Regions from separate parts of the Homo sapiens genome. Here region 1 is linked to region 2. A link is a contact called in ENCODE Hi-C or POLR2A ChIA-PET data. All regions are on one chromosome and are shown on one strand. Each heading gives the region's core, a stretch centred on a gene start or an enhancer-like site at or near the end of the contact. The rest is flanking DNA. Distances are from core to core; before and after follow the strand shown. Region 1 holds the start of PLCL1 (phospholipase C like 1 (inactive)). Region 2 holds the start of MOB4 (MOB family member 4, phocein).

Region 1 (3,684 bases), core at 1,107-3,606, 290 kb before region 2:
CTTCTGAGAATATAAACCAGCATAGTACAATTCACAAGTGGCAAACTCAGTTGCAAGAATTTGTATATTCCTTATACTCCATTACTTTTGTTTTTTACAACATTATAGAGCCGTTTGCTCTTTATTGTCATATATTTTAAAGTCTCTTGCAGTGCCTGTTTTACACACACAGGACACCATGTAGTATCAATACAGTAGAATCCAAAATGTATGTGTTTCCTAATTGTGATGTTTTTTAAGTTTGAAAACAGTGTGCTTTCTGACCTGTGGGTTAAAAACAAAATAGTAATTTCCCTTTGTCCAAATTCACACCCAGAATAGAACACTCCTGTTACATAATCAAAAAGCCACAAAATAACAGAAACTACTACAAGCCATTTGTAATTACCACCCACTCTTCTTTATATATTATAGAAACCTCTCCACTGATTTTAAACTTCCATGTGTCAGTGTTGGGAAAAAGACTTTACTGGAGCCACATTCTGTGGTTAGTCTACCTAAGCTGGTGCTGGGAGCTTGCAACATGCGTGATGCACTGGTTACGCAGCTTAACCCTGAACAGAGCTTTTGAATATATTAGTGAACCCAATAAATTCAATAGTAAGTAAAAGTCCATCTTTCATTGTCATTGAGGGATGTGTGTGTGTGTATGTACACACACACATATATACTTACATATATACATACATACATATCGTTTTATACTGACTGCTCCACCAAAATCAATTTTAATCTGACATACATTTGATTGATTACTCACATGCATTTACACTGAGGCCCTTTTCCAGAGCCTGTGCGAGGGTTCTTTCCTAAATAACCTTACCCCAAAGTCATGCTCCCAAAAGAGGAAATCTCGAACAGAAGAAACAAGCCCCAAGTGGAAGGAAGATGGAAAGAGAAAGGGGAGGAAAGAGGTTTACAAATTCCTTGCCAAATGGATGGAGAGAAATTCTGTGAGGTGATTAGCGGGTCAGGAAGCGTTTTCCCTGGATGTGGTGGTAACCACAAGGACCAGTGATAATGCTTGGGGGATTGATTGCTTTCCGGTTGTGCTTTCTGCAGCGCAAAAACTCTGGGCTCTTGCATTGCTCTTTACTGTGATGCAGGGTCCACTTAAAACTCTGCCTCCCTACCGGGAAAGTTCACACATCTTGGGATTTCGGGATCATTTAAGTCTAGAGGGATTCTTTTTTTACACTTGAGAGTAAGCTGTGCATTTTCTTCATTGTATGGGAAAAGCTAACCCTTCATTGGAAAGCAATGCACAACCATCCGGTGGGTCTGCATTTATCCAGAGTTCTCCCTTCCTCCCTCCATCAACGGTTTAGTGAAGCTTGCAGAGAAAATGAGGGAAAGCATCCATCAGAACGCAAAGACGCAGAGCGGAACTTTTCCTCTGCCGTCAGTGGGGAGAAAAAGTCACTTGTGCGTCTCGTGGCTGACAGCTGAGTCTGGGAACCTCCGGATAAGGAAGGAAGGTTTGGCGTTGAAGGAGGTGGGAGAAAACAATGCTGAGCCCGGATGCCTCCGGACACCGCACATCCTGCCCGGGTCCCTGACCCACCCATCACCCACAGCCACGCTCCCGGTGCGGCGCGGCTTTGCTTACCTTGATGATGCTGCTGCGCCGGGGGGTCGCCCGTGCTGCCTCCAGGAGGCCCGCCTCGCTGTCCGCTGGGGTCCCCGCGGCGCCTGGCAGTGCGACCCCGCTGCGACGGTCCCTCATCCGGCCCCCAGAGGCCGCCGTCACGCAGTCCCCGGCGGCATCCGGGCCCACTCGGGGGTCGTCTTCGCCCCCCGCCGCGTCGGGCGGCGCCGGATCCTCCCTGCCGGCCGCGCCCTCGGCCATGGCCTGGAGCGTTTAGGGCTCCCCGGGGGAAAGCGGGACGCCCGGCAGCGGAGTCCAGCCGCTAGGCACCGGTGCGCTCCTGCACCGGGAGGCGGCCCCGCCAGACTTTGTTTCACCGCCCAGCGGCGGCAGTGGCGGCGGCGGCGGCGGCGGCGGCAACTTTCTGGAGAGGGGACATCGCTCGGGCAGAGACGTCCTCGGGCTTCGGTCTAGGAGGCTAGCAGTCCGGCGGGGGACGGTGGCGGGAGTGGGGAGGCGATGTGAGCGGGAGGCAGAAGGAGAGGCGAAAAAGAGAGGGAGGTATCCGAAATGTGATGCAAACGCCGGCCCTGCGCCAGACAAAAGGCACCGGGCGCCCAGCCAGGCGGCCTCTGGAGCCCGGACGCCGGCGGCCCGATAGGGGCCAGAGCCGGGCGACTGCGGCCGGGCGCACCCGCCACCTGCCCGCGGACTGCGGCGCAGCGGTCCCAGGAAGTGCGGCGGCGGCGGCGGCCTCCACTCAGCTCTGTTGTGACAGGGAGGGAGACTTGTTTTGACAGCCCTTGGGGATTGGCAGGCGTCTGGGCCTCTTAGGAGCCTCGCCTCGCCGAGGGGGCTCGGCCCGACCAATCCTCACTGCGGAGGGGTGTGCCCGAGCGCGAAGAATGGAATGTGTTCTGCAACTGGGAGCCGGCCCAGCGGGGCTAATGTACTCGAGCCAGGGTGTACCCGCGCGCGCGCGTGTGCAAACCCGGAGGCGCTCCGTGTATATTTTAGGAAGTTTAGATTTGCGAAATGAGCCTGAGATGCAACAAAAATCCAGGTTGGGTGAAGGAGAGGGGAGAAAGAAACCTTCTTCTGCCAAACAAAGCAATTTGGAGGAAAGTGGGTATTGAGTATGAATGTCTAAGCGTTTGGGGTGACGGGGTGAAGCTTTGCGTGGTCACAGGTTAATTGCAGGCTCTCAGGCCAATTCTTAGAAGTCAAGTCCATGCAGAGATAAACTAGGGTTTACTGGGATCTTGGGGTTCCATAATTTGCTTCAGGTTCCAGGAAAGGATTCTAAGGTCATTCTGCAGTGTGAGTAAATATAACAAGGAAAGGGAGTCAGTGAAAGAGATGAGGGTGAAAGGAAACTGAACCAACTAAATCCCTCCGAAGACTGACTCTTAAAAAGCACAGATATAATCCAAGTCAGATAAATGCAGGTGGGGAGTTTAGTCTCTATCCTAAAACATTCCTATTTGACAATGGTTCAGCCTCCTTTCTCTATATAATCCTATATAAAAACATATTTTGCTCATTTCCAGTAAGCTAGCAACCAAGAAGGGAGAGATCTTTGGATGATGAGTTAAGTCACTGAAATTATCCACAGAATGCTCAGATGCAAACCATGGTCCTAAGGCTCCCTGGTAAGACAAAAGACTTGGCATTTTAATTTTAAACTCCTTTGATATTAGAATCTATATTAAACCTCACTTATAACATTACATTTTATCTTATTAATAATTTAATAATTTGAGATTTTACTTGTTCCTTAGTCTGGCTAACAGCATGAGAAATTATTCAGCATTTTAGACCAACAATTTGGTTTGAATCTCATAATTTTAGAGATATATGGGGATTTAGGGATCAACTAGGACATCATTTTTGTTTTACGGTTGAGACAAAGGCCCAGGGAGTCTTGTCTACTAGTTAGTGCAGGAGCCAAAATTAGAATCAGCCACCCAACTCCTCCGATAATCTCTTCACTACTTTATCTGTCTCCTCTGGGCTACAACCAGCCAGAACTGGCAGGGGCACTTGGGAGGTTTCAGATTTGACATTTATCAACTACTAGGGAATACTGAGAAGGC
Region 2 (3,642 bases), core at 408-2,907:
TAAGCAGTCTTTTTCATTTTTTATCCTTTTTCTGTTATATTTTATCTAACAACCTTGATCCATGACAATGTGAAAAAAAAAGACAATAAGTTTTCTTCTATGTGACTTACAGCAACATAGCAAGTATGTTACGATATTAAATATTTTATTTTCTAACCTTTCAAAATTAAGAACTTATGAATAAATGAGATGACTCTCAGAATATGAACAGAAAAGTCTACTTCTGAACATAAAAATGTAATCAGAAACAATGTTTCCACAGAATAAGATGTAAAGGTATCTGAGAAAAGAGCATGAGGAAGAAAAGTGTGGAAACGGTAAAAAGCAAGCATATGTAACGGATAAATTTCCAGTAGTATGAAAACAAAACTGTCAGTAGGAATAACTGACAGCTTAATGTGACTCCAAAATAAGACTTTAAAATTTTCTCTGAAATTCAGCACTAGAAGCAGCTTGTTAAAGAGAACAGGTCACCAGTGAATTAAGAATCAGGAGACTATGTATCCTTGGGCAAATCCACTTAATTCTCTTGGGCTTCAGTTTCCTTATCTGTAACATGAATCTGGGGAGGTAATCAATACCTGTATGCCCCCTTCGAAAGGTGTTCTTTCCATAATTCTGTATAAGAAATTAAAATCTATTCTCAGACATACAATCATAGCTCCACGATTGTTTTGTTTCAATTTTCATTTGCATCACTTTTTAACATTTTATAAACACATCTCTTCCGATTTCAGAGCATCTAGTCTATAGCAAGCCATTTCGGCTAGCAATTAATCAGTTCAAGTCTGGATGCCAATTTTATTTATTTATTTTTAATGTGAGGCATCCCATCTTTTCCAAACCCTAAGAAACAATGCCTAATCAAGCACCAATTTACCACACATAATGCCCTACAAAAAAGCTGACAAAATTATAATCAGTTCATTCTCTGACTATGCTTCACGCATATTAGCAAGGAATGACATCTAACAAGTCACAACTTAGTGATGAAAACTTGCTGGACCAGAGAACAGCTCCAGGGAAAGCGGCAGGGAGAGGTGGTCAAAGGGAAACAAGGAGGAGAATATCGGCACCCGGATCCGGCTAGACAAGCTGGATGGCAGGAAACGGGTAGGTACTTCCCAGGCCAGGTAGGAACTGGACGCCGGGTCGAGGTAGGCTGTGTTTACACCCCCTCCCACCTCAGCGGCCCCGACCTTCAGGAAACCCCGGGGGTCTCCACCAGGCTGGTCGCGCCCCTCCAATGCTAGTCAGCTGGGGCTCAGGGGCAAGGCGAGAAGAAGCCGTTGCTGCTGACAGGCTCGCAGCCCAGGGCTTCGGCAGGCAGGTACCACCAGCAGACCCCACCCGCCCCTCACGCCTACCCCTGGGTCGGAGCTCCGCAGGCCTCACGGCGGCCGCCACCGCCTCAGCCAAATTGAGGGGCTGCAGCTCCGGAAGAGCAGGCCGGGCACCAGTGCCCCAGCCCGCCCGCCTGCCGCCTCGGCCCAACCTCCCCGCAGTGGCGGCCAGCTTCCGGGCGCAGCACTGCTCGGCACCTAGTTGCCCGACAAGAAAAGTGCAGACATGGTACCTGCGCCTTGGTGCCCGGCCTGTTCCGCCTCAGCACTGCCGTCCCCTCCGCCATGACCATAGTGCCAGCGTCTAGGCGGCTGGAGTCGGTACCCGGATGTAGGGACGGCAGCCTGCGCGGGGGGCGGGGCAGAGCGGCGCTCTGCGTCTGGGAGGAGGAGCGGCAGCTGACGGAACAGCTGCAGCCTGCGCCGGGAGCCGTCCGGGTAGAAGCGGGCTAGGCGGAGGGAGAGGGCGAACGAGGAACAGCCGGACGGCGTCGGGTGGCTACTGGCAGGGACTGAGGCACCGGAAGGCGGGCGCCACGAGCCTCTTTGCGAGGGCTGCGGGGCGGTTTGAAAGGTCGTGATCGCAGCGACCGCTGCGGCAGTGTGCACGGCTGCGTTGCACGTTGGTATGGGCTCTCGTTAGTTACACGGGAAGAACGAACTTCGTATAGTGGCGACCGTTTCAGTAAACCCACCTGCAAGCAAATACTTAGAGAACCGTAATTCTGTCCCAGAAGCCACCTAAGGAATCAGGGTAGAAAACAGGCCAGCAGTCTTGGCAAATTCTATAGAACCTGCGTGAAATCGACCCAATCTGAAATCAGACGGGGGATTTGAGTGTCAGTGTTATTTACGCCATCCGGCGACTTCAAAGCCAAGGACTTTTTCAATGACAAGTTTGTTTACGTAGATAAAAGACGCAGATGTCAATTATGTGAGATGAAGAGTGGACATCTGGTTTTGTGCGTTAGGCAGACAGATTTAGCTCGTGTTTTTCAAGTCAGAAGCAGGAGGAGGAAATTAGTAGTCCTTGACAGGTGGTGAGGGTTTTACATCTTACAGGATTCCACATTTCCTTTGTTGCAAATTTTAAGTGTTCTCTCTTAAGAAACCACAGCATTTTCGCAAACTTTTTTTCCTGCTTAGAAACCTTGAATCTTTTATCTGGGGTGAGGGAGGCCTTGGGATAGCAGATGGGAAGACAGTTCAAAAAGTAAAAAACGCATACAGTAGCATGATTTCCAAAAGAAGAAAACATCAAGTGTCCCTAGATAGAAGGTGTATTGAGAATGCTGAGGGAAGGGCCATGTAACAGCTTCCAGAAATGGAATTTGAGAGGAGAGGAGAGGTTGAGTGGGTCTCTAGCTGAGTAATTGTCAGTGACTTAGAACTAGGCATTGAAGGGTTTAACAACAGGAAGTTGGTTCTCTCTGGAAGATGTATTGACTGGTAACTCTTCAAGAATAGGGACTTAATTTTGCCCTCCCAGAACCAGCGTCTACATATGAAAAGATTATTCGTTCAACAGATACTCATTAAGCCCCACTATATGGTAGGCACTAATGTACAAGTATGATAAGGCTCAGTCCTTCACTACAAATTGCCTTGACTCCAGCAACAGAGACGTGCAAATCACAAATTCTTATACAGGTTAAGTACCCCTCATCTTAAAGTTTGGGACCAAAACACTTTCAGATTTCTGATTATTTTGGATTTTAGAATATTTGCATATACATAATGAGATTTCTTGGGGATGGAACCTAAGTTTAAATGTGAAATGCATTTGTTTCCTATACACCTTACACACATAGCCTGAAGTTACTTTTATACAATACTTTAAATAGGCCGGGAGCGGTGGCTCACACCTGTAATCCCAGCACTTTGGGAGGCTGAGGGGGGCAGATCACTTGAGGTCAGGAGTTCCAGACCAGCCTGGCCAACATGGTGAAATCCCATCACTACTAAAAATACAAAAATTAGCCAGGCGTGGCGGCAGGCGCCTATAAAACTTCAAATAATTTTGTGCGTGAAACAAAGTTTTGACTGCAACCGGTCACAGAAGGTCAGGTATGGAATTTTCCACCTGTGGCATCATGTGGATGTTCAAAGTTTCAGATTTGGGAGCATTTCAGATTCTGGACTTTTCAGATTATGGATGCTCAACTTGTATTAAATGCAACGAGAGCCTAGGACAAGTGACACGTAAATGTTGCCTCCCTTAGAGAGATGGGTTGGGTCTATGAGATAGCAGAGTCCCAGGGAGGCCTCTTGGTCTATAGATAACTCGCCTCACTTACTG

What was found. A loop is a pair of places that touch in the nucleus more often than their neighbours do. ChIA-PET counts read pairs that join two places held with the same protein, here RNA polymerase II (POLR2A). Pooled maps may share reads with other maps.
Region 1: a loop to region 2 is called in a pooled map, with 4 times the contacts of the local background. The contact joins the promoter of PLCL1 here to the promoter of MOB4 in region 2. A Hi-C loop is called at or near these places in 1 of 37 single-sample maps with no recorded cell type and 10 of 50 pooled maps. POLR2A ChIA-PET finds 5 or more read pairs at or near these places in 3 of 52 experiments (PC-3, T-cell and activated naive CD4-positive, alpha-beta T cell).

The regions. Positions count from the first base shown.
Region 1 is chr2:197,803,265-197,806,948 of GRCh38, reverse strand. It overlaps PLCL1 (phospholipase C like 1 (inactive)), which reads right to left and starts at 2,356. Exons shown (of 6, transcript NM_006226.4): 1 at 1,610-2,356. The coding sequence starts at 1,849. It overlaps LOC105373828 (a long non-coding RNA gene), which reads left to right and starts at 2,403. Exons shown (of 4, transcript XR_001739850.3): 1 at 2,403-3,240. RefSeq lists a silencer at 2,180-2,309.
Region 2 is chr2:197,514,081-197,517,722 of GRCh38, reverse strand. It overlaps MOB4 (MOB family member 4, phocein), which reads right to left and starts at 1,657. Exons shown (of 8, transcript NM_015387.5): 1 at 1,577-1,657. The coding sequence starts at 1,636. The region is part of intron 2 of HSPE1-MOB4 (HSPE1-MOB4 readthrough); the gene reads right to left. RefSeq lists a silencer at 1,599-1,818.